3 separate regions of the Mus musculus genome follow, and regions 1 and 3 are each linked to region 2. Evidence: chromatin contacts called from ENCODE Hi-C data. All regions are on one chromosome and are shown on one strand. The core of a region is the stretch at or near the end of the contact, and the rest is flanking DNA. Distances in the headings are between cores, read along the strand shown.

What was found. Hi-C counts contacts between places; a loop is a spot of excess contacts on that map.
Region 1: a loop to region 2 is called in a map of T-helper 17 cell, with 4 times the contacts of the local background. The contact joins the promoter of Trmt2a here to the promoter of Eif4g1 in region 2. A Hi-C loop is called at or near these places in 3 of 37 maps with a recorded cell type or tissue (T-helper 1 cell and T-helper 17 cell).
Region 3: a map of T-helper 17 cell shows a loop between it and region 2 (5-fold over the local background). The contact joins the promoter of Dgcr8 here to the promoter of Eif4g1 in region 2. A Hi-C loop is called at or near these places in 3 of 37 maps with a recorded cell type or tissue (T-helper 17 cell and regulatory T cell).

What each region holds. Positions count from the first base shown.
Region 1 is chr16:18,247,603-18,250,719 of GRCm38, reverse strand. Trmt2a (TRM2 tRNA methyltransferase 2A) reads right to left here and starts at 1,837. Exons shown (of 12, transcript NM_001080999.2): 1 at 1,469-1,837; 2 at 687-1,234; 3 at 158-266. The coding sequence starts at 1,489. It overlaps Ranbp1 (RAN binding protein 1), which reads left to right and starts at 2,026. Exons shown (of 6, transcript NM_011239.2): 1 at 2,026-2,172. The coding sequence starts at 2,158.
Region 2 is chr16:20,670,757-20,674,002 of GRCm38, reverse strand. It overlaps Eif4g1 (eukaryotic translation initiation factor 4, gamma 1), which reads right to left and starts at 1,276. Exons shown (of 33, transcript NM_145941.3): 1 at 1,127-1,276; 2 at 42-135. The coding sequence starts at 101.
Region 3 is chr16:18,287,653-18,291,065 of GRCm38, reverse strand. Dgcr8 (DGCR8, microprocessor complex subunit) reads left to right here and starts at 1,898. Exons shown (of 14, transcript NM_033324.2): 1 at 1,898-1,963.

The DNA of each region.
Region 1 (3,117 bases), core at 588-3,087, 2.4 Mb after region 2:
AACAGAACAAGATTTTACTGCTGGCTTATCAAACATTGGGAAGAAATGAAAAGCAAGAAAAATATCAAAGAGCATATGCATAATAAAATTGACATGAACAAGGGCCAGCCTCCCAAGCCCCCCCATCCCCATACACACAGAATGGGATTTCTCTGACCTGCTGGGGTGATGGCTTGACCCCCTCCAGGGGGCAACAAGCTTTATTGTGCTGTTGTCTCTGTAAAAGCAGCCAGGGTAGCAGGGCACGATTAGTGTTCCCAATTTCTCTGCAGGATGAAATACATCATGGTTGGATTTAACACTGTTCCCCATCCATACTGGGCAATTCATTTGCGACCTCACTATCCCTCTGTTGTGGGCCTTATGAGTTCTTTCGTTGACCACTTCAGACTGGTGGTTCTCAACCTTCCTAATGGTGCCTGTGATCCTGTAATCATGTTGTGATCCCCGACCATAACATTTTTTAATTTTGTAGTTGTAATCTGCTAATGTTGTGAATCATGATGTAAATGTGTTTTCTGATGGTCTTAGGCAACCCCTCTGAAAGTCTGGTGACCCACTGGTTCCCACCAATGGTACAGAACCATTGACATAAACTCTGTGTGTATCTTGAATTGCTTACATGGCTAATGGACCAGGCCAAGAGCAAAACCCAGCTCTGCTTGGGATGTCAGCACCACACTCACTTGGCCAGTTTCTGTAGCACCCGCTCACATTCCAGTCGCTTCTGCTCCAGCTGCTCAGTGTAGGGCACTGTCCACAGAGGGGTCACCACATCGGCAATTTGTGTTACTGATGGCTCACTATCACCTTCTTGCCGCCTCTTCCTAGCCATGGGGTCAGCCTTGGGTCGGGCCAGGCGTACGCTGAGCGGACAGCCTTTCCAGAGAGCACCGTGCAGCACTCGCAAGGCCTTGTCTCGTTCAGCAGCGCTTCGGAATGTTACAAAGGCACATGGTGGCTGTCCAAAGAGTTTGATTTTGTGGGACTGTAGACCAAAACGGCCTAGAAAACGCCGGACGTCACTGAAGCTGGCGTGGCGAGGTACATTTTGGAGCTCCAGTTTAAAGATTTCTGATGTGAACAAGTCATCCCTTATGTAGCTGTAGAGCCCAGGCTGCGTTCCAGGCCCTGCAGCTGGCCCAGGCCCTGCTTCCTCTTTTTGACATAGTGGGGCCGCAGAGCTGGGTACAGCACTGGCATCCTGGCCGCAGTCCTCCATGGGCTCCGGAACCTACGTGGGAACAGACGGGCCTGGCTGAAGGCTCTAATTGGTATGACTCGCTCCCCCAAACCGCTGACAGATCTCCATTAGTGCACACTCCACGAAGCCCTGGAGAAACCCGTTCTTTTACTCTCGAGACCCAATTCTCCCCCATCCTATCTTTGATCCGACAGTAATGACTGCTGCCCCAACCCACCTCCGCCCACCCCGTCCACATCTCCTGCACGTCTCCCTTTGCTTTACTTCCGCGGCCGGCTCACTCATCTCCTGGCTCGTCTGTTGCCCGGACCAGGGTGCTCACGAGGACCACCGGCTCGGCCTCCCACCCAACAAGGGCGCAGATACGAGGTACGCCGCCGTGAAGGTAGACCGCAGCTCCACACAGGGACTCAAAACTCGGGTGCTCAGAGCTGGGACTGAGGTTTGCGGATGCACTGTCCCCAAGGGCCACACGCTGCGCCTGCCTTCGGCTGGCCAGCGCACACTAGCTGCGTCTCCTCTCTCTAAGGGCTTGGTTCCGATGACGTCACCGCCGCGCGCCGAGTCCCGACTGATCCTTCCAGCAGCCGCTCACGCCAGCGTCGGAGGCACTCAGCCTGCAGGCGGAAGTGCGCGCGTGGGTCGCCGGGAGAGCGCGCTCCCCGGGCTGAGGCGCGGCCGGGCATGCGCCGCGGGCGTTTTGGCGGGAAGCGCGGGGCGGGCCGGACAATGAATGTCCGCTGTCGGAGCCAATAAAGCTACACTGGTTTTGAATCACTGCGCGTTTCCCGCCGCTGGGGTCAGGGGTCAGGGTTCGGGTCGGGGGGCGGAGGGAAGAGCGGACGGGCGGGAGCGCCGGCGCCAGACGCGGAGGAAAGGAGCTGCGACTAGCCGCCCAGAGGCCGCCGAGCCAGCGACGCCTGAGCTAGTCGAGCCACCGTCGCCGCGCCCCCATGGCGGCCGCCAAGGTACAGCGAGGCCCGGGTGGGGCAGGGCAGCCGGAGAGGCAAGGGCCGCTATGGGCGGCCACGTGGGCGGCCCGCGCCTCGGCCTCCAACCCTCGCTGGCTTGCGGGTTCGGGGCCTGTCGAGGCGCCTGGGCCTGGGGTGCTCGAGGTCTTTGGGGGTCCGCGAGTGGGAGCTGCTGGCCAAGACTCCGATCTCGGGGTCTACAGGGCGGCGCGTGACCTTGTGGTCTGCGGATGAACAGCCATGCCCAAACTGGGCTCCCGGCTTCACCTGGGGACCTGGAGGTGGCCGATCTCCTCCGTCGTGGCCCACTTGTGATCTTCCCATTAGGGGCGGCAATCCTCCTTCCAGTTGCACGCAGACCCCTTCATTCATTAGGACATTGCGCCTTCGGTGGGGAAAGCTCGCGTCCCAGCGCAGGGTACAGATATTAGACGCGCGGACTCTGGGCGGGGGCGGCTTTGTTGGTGGCTCGTGTGTCGGCCGCAGCTTAGCCGCAGTGCTGAGAAACCGAACGAAAGGTTTCTGTTTCTTTATCCTGTTGAGTTAGGTAGTGAGTCTGGGATTTCTCTATATTATCAAAGCACGTGATCTTGTCAGATTTAAACATGCATGTCCTTGTAATTCTCCAAGTTGAGTCAGAATCTTAGAGCTTATTTGTCATACTTTTCCTAGCTTCTTTCGGCTTAAAATTTCAAGCTTGGGTATTATTGCTGGAGGGATTGTAAACTAACAAGTGCTTGGATAACCCTCAGTAAAAACTGTTACGGCTGCTCTTCCTTTTGAGTATATCATGTTCTTTTTCATGGTGGGTATTTTTTTTTTTAACAGAAGAGGAAGTTTCTCCCAAGCTACTTTGCCAAGGACTTGGGTGTGTGTAACCCATTGATGTTTGAGTGTGTAGGAGTGTCAAAATACACAGTCTTGTTTCATGATATCCTGTGA
Region 2 (3,246 bases), core at 27-2,526:
CCTCCACCCCGCCGGAGTCCTGATCATTTAGCCTTGATTACCTGTGGGAGTCCAGGGGACCTGGCGGGTGGGGGGCCTGTGGGCTGGGGAGCTTTGTTCATTTCATTTGGTGCCACATTAGGGTCCCCCCAGCACCTGTTGGAAAGAGCAGAGCTCGGAACGAGGAAAGGACCCAAGCTTATGGCAAACGGGCTGGGGGAAAGGTTGTATCAAGAGCTAGGGCCAACACGGATTAAGGGAGGTGCCAAGTGAATGCAGAAACAGAAAACATACAGCCTGAGGACCCCACCAGCACACTGCAACACCCTGACCCCACCCTTGCCTGCTCAAACAGCCCCCTCACTCACCCCCTCGGTTAAGAATAAGTCCACAGTGCGGCCTACAGGTTCTGGGCATCCGAAGGCCTGGGGTTGGGAGGTGAGGGGTATCAACCTGGCTCCACGGGGCCCAAGACCAACCAGACCGGAAATTCCAGGTCTTGCTGGCACCAGGCTCCCGGATCACAAATGAAGCCGGCTGCTCCGGCCGTGATATCCCCACCCCCCACCCGGGGACACCGGGTTCGAAGCCTGCCGCGGGGCACTCGCGCGGGGCCGGAGAGGCCTGAGGCCGCCCGGGAACACAAGCCAGGAAGGGCGCGAGTCCGGCCGCACCAGCAGGGCGGGCGGCGACCGCCGCGAAAGCCGGCTCGGGGCAGGCGAGGGTCGGCCGCCGGGCGGGGCTGGGGGCTCCTCCCTGCCCGCCGCCGCCGCCTCCCAGCTCTGCGCAACGCGGCCAGTGCCAAAGAACAACGTGTCACTTCCCGGCGGCCGCCCGGGCCCCGCAGGGGGAGGGGGTGGCGGGTTTGCGCCGCACAGCCTGCGCCGGGCCGCGGCCCAGGCCGGGCGGAGGTGACTGTCTCGCCGCCACCCCAGCGCCCTCCCCGCCCGGGCCCTGCTCCCCACCCCCACCCGGGCCCGGCCCGGCACACGTGGGCCGGGGATCGGCCTGGCGAGTAGGGCCTGGGCGCAGGCTCGGAGCCGGGGCGCCGGGGCGTCGGCGCAGGGTGGCGGGCCCCGGCCCGGATGGCGGCGGATGCGGGGGGAGGGGTGGGGGGCCGGGTCGGGCCCGGACATGGCGGCTTTACCTTCAGTCTCCTTCAGTCCGCGCGGCCGAGCCCCACGCAGCCGCACAGACGTAGTCCACAACCATTTCCGGCTCCCCGCACAGATCCCGCTCGGCGGCCACCGCTTCTCCGCAGGCGCAGCCAGCGCCCCACGTGACCGGCGCAGAGGGCGGAGCTGCGCTGGCGCCGGGGAAGCACATGGGATTTGCTCCGCCCCATCACGTGACACCCACTGCCCGCCCCCGTGTCCCCTCCCGAACTTTGGAACTCCCAGGCCGACCCCCTCTGAGGCTCTGGCGGTTCTTTAGTTCATTCATACTTTGCGCAAGCATTTATTGAGCGCGTGAGTGCTAAGTGAAGTGCCGGCCTGGAGCTCAGAGTGCGGAATCTAAAAAGCAGTCCTGCCCTAGTAAGTGTAGTGTGCAAATTATGCAGCCTCTGAAAATGCTATAGATTTGATCTTTGATAGACCTATTAACAAAGGAAATTCAATATTGCACCAAAGAAACTGCCGCAATCTAAAGAAGCAATTTTACTTTTGTTTTTTTAAAAAAATCAGTTGCTCCTAGGGAAACGCAAAAGTCAACATGAAAACTTTGGAATAATGGAAAAAGGAATCCCAAAGCTGTACGTGTGCTGACTGGCTAAGGCAGGGAATCAGTTACCATAAGCTTTAAAGTAGGGAAATGTCACCAGGCAGTGGCGAGCCACGCCTTTAATCTCAGCATTCCAGAAAGATAGGCAGGTAGATCTCTGAGTTCAAGGCCAGCCTGATCTACAAAGCAAGCTCCAGGACGGCCAGAGTTACAGAGAGACCACATCTTGAAGATTTCTGAGATGGTTCAATGGTTGGCGCACTGGTTGCTCTTTATTGCCTGCTCTTCAAGAGGATCTGGGTTTACTTCCCATAACCCATAAGGCAGTTCATGTCTGTGTGTAACTCTGATTCGTTAGAATTCTGCCCTCTTTTGCCCTCTAAAGGCACCACATATGCATGTAGTGCACAGACATATGAAAACAAAACATTCATACACGTAAATATTTAAATTTTAAAAATAGGAAAATTTGAACTGGGTGGTGGTAGTCCACACCTTTAATCCTAGTACTCCAGGGGCATAGGCAGGAGAATCTCTGTGAATTAAGGGCTAGACTAGTGTAGAGAGCTAATTCAGGACAGCTAGGGTTACACAGAGAAACCCTGTCTCGAAAAACAAAAAAAATAGCCAGGCTGTGGTGGTGCACGCCTTTAATCCCATCACTTGGGAGGTAGAGGCAGGTGGATTTCTGAGTTTGAGGCTAGCCTGGTCTACAGAGTGAGTTCCAGGAGAGCCAGGGCTACAGAAAAACCCTGTCTGGAAAAACCAAAAAAAAAAAAAAAGAGTTGTACTCTATTGAACTGAGCATTTGAGCATTTAGTTAGGTAGCAGAGCCTTTCCCACTGGCCTTTCTCCCTCTCACATGCTACCTCCTAGCATGCATTATATCACAGAATTGGTGACCTAAGTGAGGGGGGCAATAATGTAAACTTCATCACTGTGCTACCAAGAAAGCAAGGCTACAGGGTGGGCAAATGCGGGCACAAGGATCCTCTAGATGGCCTGAGTCCTCAGTGGTCATGTGCTTTCCCAGCATTTGGGAGACCTTGGGTTCAATATGCAGTAACAGAAAACAACCAGTCCAAAAAAAAAAAAAAAATCACCATAATCAGTAGCTGGAGAGACAGCTCAGGTAAAAATTGAGCATGTGCCAGGTAGTGGTGGCACATGCCTTTAATCCCAGCACTTGGGAGACAGAGGCAGGCGGATTTCTGAGTTCTGCAGAGTGAGTTCCAGGACAGCCAGGGCTACACAGAGAAACCCTGTCTCGAAAAACCAAAAAAAAAAAAAAAAAAAAAAAAAAATTCAAGCATGTGATGGTACACATCTTTAGTTCCAGCACTTGGGAAGCAGAGGCAGACTCTTAAGAGTTCAAAGAAAGCCTGGTCTACAAACACAAATTGAGAGTTCCAGGACAGCCAGGGTTATACAGAGAAACCCTGTCTCGAAAAACCAAAAAAAAAAAAAAACCACTAAATCTGAATCTGCTCCCCAAGACCCACATTAAAAGCTGGCCAGGGGGGCTGGAGAGATGGCTCAGGGGTT
Region 3 (3,413 bases), core at 649-3,148, 2.4 Mb after region 2:
AAAAACCTGCCATTTCTGCCATGGACTCTTTGACCTCTCCTCTCTTTGGCACTCCTTCCCTTGAAGGAACACCACCATATTCCAGGATCCCTTAATGCTTATCTGTAAGCACATAGACCTCTGTGCCTCCTACAGCTGGTGGCCTTTTCTTTTTTAAAGATTTATTTATTTTATTTATGAGTACACTGTAGCTGTTTTCAGACACACCAGAAGAGGGCATCAGATCCCACTACAGATGGTTGTGAGCCACCATGTGGTTACTGGGAATTGAACTCAGGACCTCTGGAAGAGCAGTCAGTGTTGAGCCATTTCTCCAGGCCAGGCCTTTCTTTTTTCTTTTCTTTCTTTCTTTCTTTTTTTTTTTTTTTTAAAGACAGGGTTTCTCTGGTAGCCCTGGCTGTCCTGGAACTCACTCTGTAGGACCAAGCTGGCTTCAAACTCAGAAATCCGCCTGCTTCTGCCTCCCAAGTGCTGGGATTAAAGGTGTGGGCCACCACTGACCGGCCATTTGCAATTTCTAAGAATTTTGGGGAGAAACTTTTCTATTTTGTTAAAATAGATACAATTGGGGCTGGAGAGATGGCTCAGTGGTTAAGAGCACCTACTACTCTTCCAGAGGTTCTGAGTTCAATTCCCAGCAACCACATGGTGGCTCACAACTATCTGTAATGGGATCTGATGCCCTCTTCAGTTGTGTCTGAAGAGAGCAATGGTGTACTAATATAAATAAAATATATCTTAAAAAAAAAAATAGATACAATCTCCCCAACCTTAGGGATATAACTCAGTGCTTTTAGCATTAACACAAGTGTGCTGAGACCGTGAGTTCTTCAACATGTTACCCTTTAGTCGTGTTTTTAGCATCCACTTTTCATGTCCAGCAGCAATTACTGAAGTGTTTGCCTAACGGCAGACAGTTTTCTATAAAATTTTTATTACACTTATTGACTTGAATCAGAACCTAAAGGAAAGCTAAACTATTTGAGGTTCTGGATAGTATAAATATAACTTATCCCCACCTTAGTCCCGGGCTTATAGCAATGAAGTAATGGTTTGTGGGTTCGGGATTTGAAGGGCTCAGGAACAGACCTGGCTAACTTCATTTTGTTTCTGAGTCACTTCTGTCCTAAAGAATTTTCCTAAGTCTCATACTGCTACCACGGGTGTCAGATGAGTCTGGAACTGCTTAAGTTTCTTTATGGTCTTTGGCACTGACACAAGTCTGCAAGGCCTACCTAAGGTCCACCCCAAACTAAAAGGACCCCCAATCGGCTCTGCTTCTCCTTCCTTTTTTGACACGGAGGATGCTGTAAGCACAGCGAACATTTTTAGTCATCAGATCTTTGTCCTTCCTGGTGTGATGATATTGCGAGTAAAACTCCTTTCCTATCCTCCGCATCGCGCATCTTATCCGTTGACTTTCTAGGATGGGTGTACCTCCAACATTGTCCTTGGGACGACCCAGAGCCGGAGGTCCATTGTCATTCGCAAACTCAAAAGTGACTATTGAGCTCAACAGAGGCCAGCTCATAGATGAGCTCCCAGCGTCCCTCGCACTCCCGCGCTCCCCGGCTCCCGGCAGCCTCTACGCGCCTCTCTCCCGGCGCGCCCCGCGGCCGCAACTCAGCCCCACCCGGAGCGACAGCCGTTAGAAGTGCCAGGCTTGCGGCTGGTCCCGCCCATCCCGGTCTCCATAGCGCCTCGCAATTGGGCCGCGCGCGCCTCGCGCTGCCGATTGGCGGCCGCCTCAGCCCGCTCCCGGCTCCCCCAATGCGCGGAGGCCGTGCGCCGTGATTGGTAGCCCTCCGCCAAGGCCCGCCTTCCGCTCGCCCGCGCGGCAGCGGGTCTCAAGAGCCGAGCGCTTTGCAAGGGCCTTCGCGGGTTGTGGCGGCGCCGGGGTCGGTGAGGGTCGACCGGCTGTGGTCGGGCTGCGGGCGGCTCGGGCAGGTCGCGGGCGCCACAGGTAGGTGCGGGGCGCGATGGGCGCCCCGCGGGCGGCGGGCGCTGCGGCCTGGAGAGGCTGCGCCCTTTCCTTCCCTCCTTCCACCCCCACCCCTCCCGGGCGAGGCCACAGGCCGGGGCTCGGGGCGGGGCGCGGCGCGCTAGGCGGGCTGGGCCACGCGGAGTCGCGGCCTTTGTGCAGTGGGGGCCGGGCCCGGAGCCCAGGCATCATGAACGTAGGGTGCTGTCTGCCTGGTAACGAAGCCCCCTGGGCGGTGGGCCCGAAGCCATTGCCTCGCCTTCTGGCGGGAGAGGTGTGGGCAGGGACACCTCAACGCCCCGAACTCCGCCTGTTTTGTTTGGAAAAAGCCAAGAAACCGCCCAAGTCTCCACCAAATTACCCGTGGATGAAGTGTCATGTAGCTTATCAGAATGTGGTTTTACAGTAACAATGAACGTTGTAGAAATAAATGGCAAGTGGCAACCTGTTGACAGCGATACATGTCAAGTAGTATCATCCAGTGGATTTGGGTTGCTGATGGTAGGAATTTGATTTGCCATCTTGCATGCTTGCATGTACCTTATTGCCAGATGCAGAGATGTCCTGTGTTGGGTTGTTGACTCTTGTATGCCAATCACTATTAGGGTGCCCACTCTCTGCTGGCTCAAACTAGACTCCCAGCCTTGGAAGTGGCTCAGTTCCCACTGTAATCCATCACTAACCGAAGATAGTGAAAGGCTGGCCCAGCTAGTGTGGCCTTTCAGTTTAGAATAGGATTTGCGGGGTGACAAAGGAATTGATGAGGTCATACTGCCTTTGGGTTGAGCGGGAGGCTGCAGCTGTAGCACTGGCCATCCGTTCAGCAAGTAGGAGTTGTTCACATGTTTTGGGTAAGCCCTGTGCCAGGGTCCAGGGGAGCCAGCAGTGGGTCTGACTTGCTCACAGTCTAATTGGCAAATCAAAATCTGCATCCATAGGTCCAGTCAGCTGAAGAATAGTGAGGTTTACAGGCAGGAGGGCTACCCTTTGAGCTGTGTTGCCAAACATGTGGAGCAGGCAGTTCACAGTGGCTGTCTGAATTTTACCTTGTGAGAAACATGATTTTGACTGGTTTGCCCAGTTTGGCCTTCTCTTGTCATCATTCCCCTCCCATGTGATCCTATGTACTTTTCACATCAGTTTCCTTTGACATCTTCCATGACTCCCATCTCCAGTACTGTCTGTCCTCCCTTCTGATCTCCAATCTCCTGCTTCTAGTTGTCTATTCCACTTTAACACCAAATAGGTTGATTCACTCCAAGAGATAACCACAGTCCGTGCCAGAACAATCCTTATGCCTGTCTAAAGTCACCTTGGTGCCTCTCATAGGCCTGCATGTATCTCCTAAGAAGCCTTGCCACCTGTTTACAACACCAGACCATTTCCCAGAAACTGTAACCTAAAGTCCCTGTCCAAGCTATCTGGTGAGCTT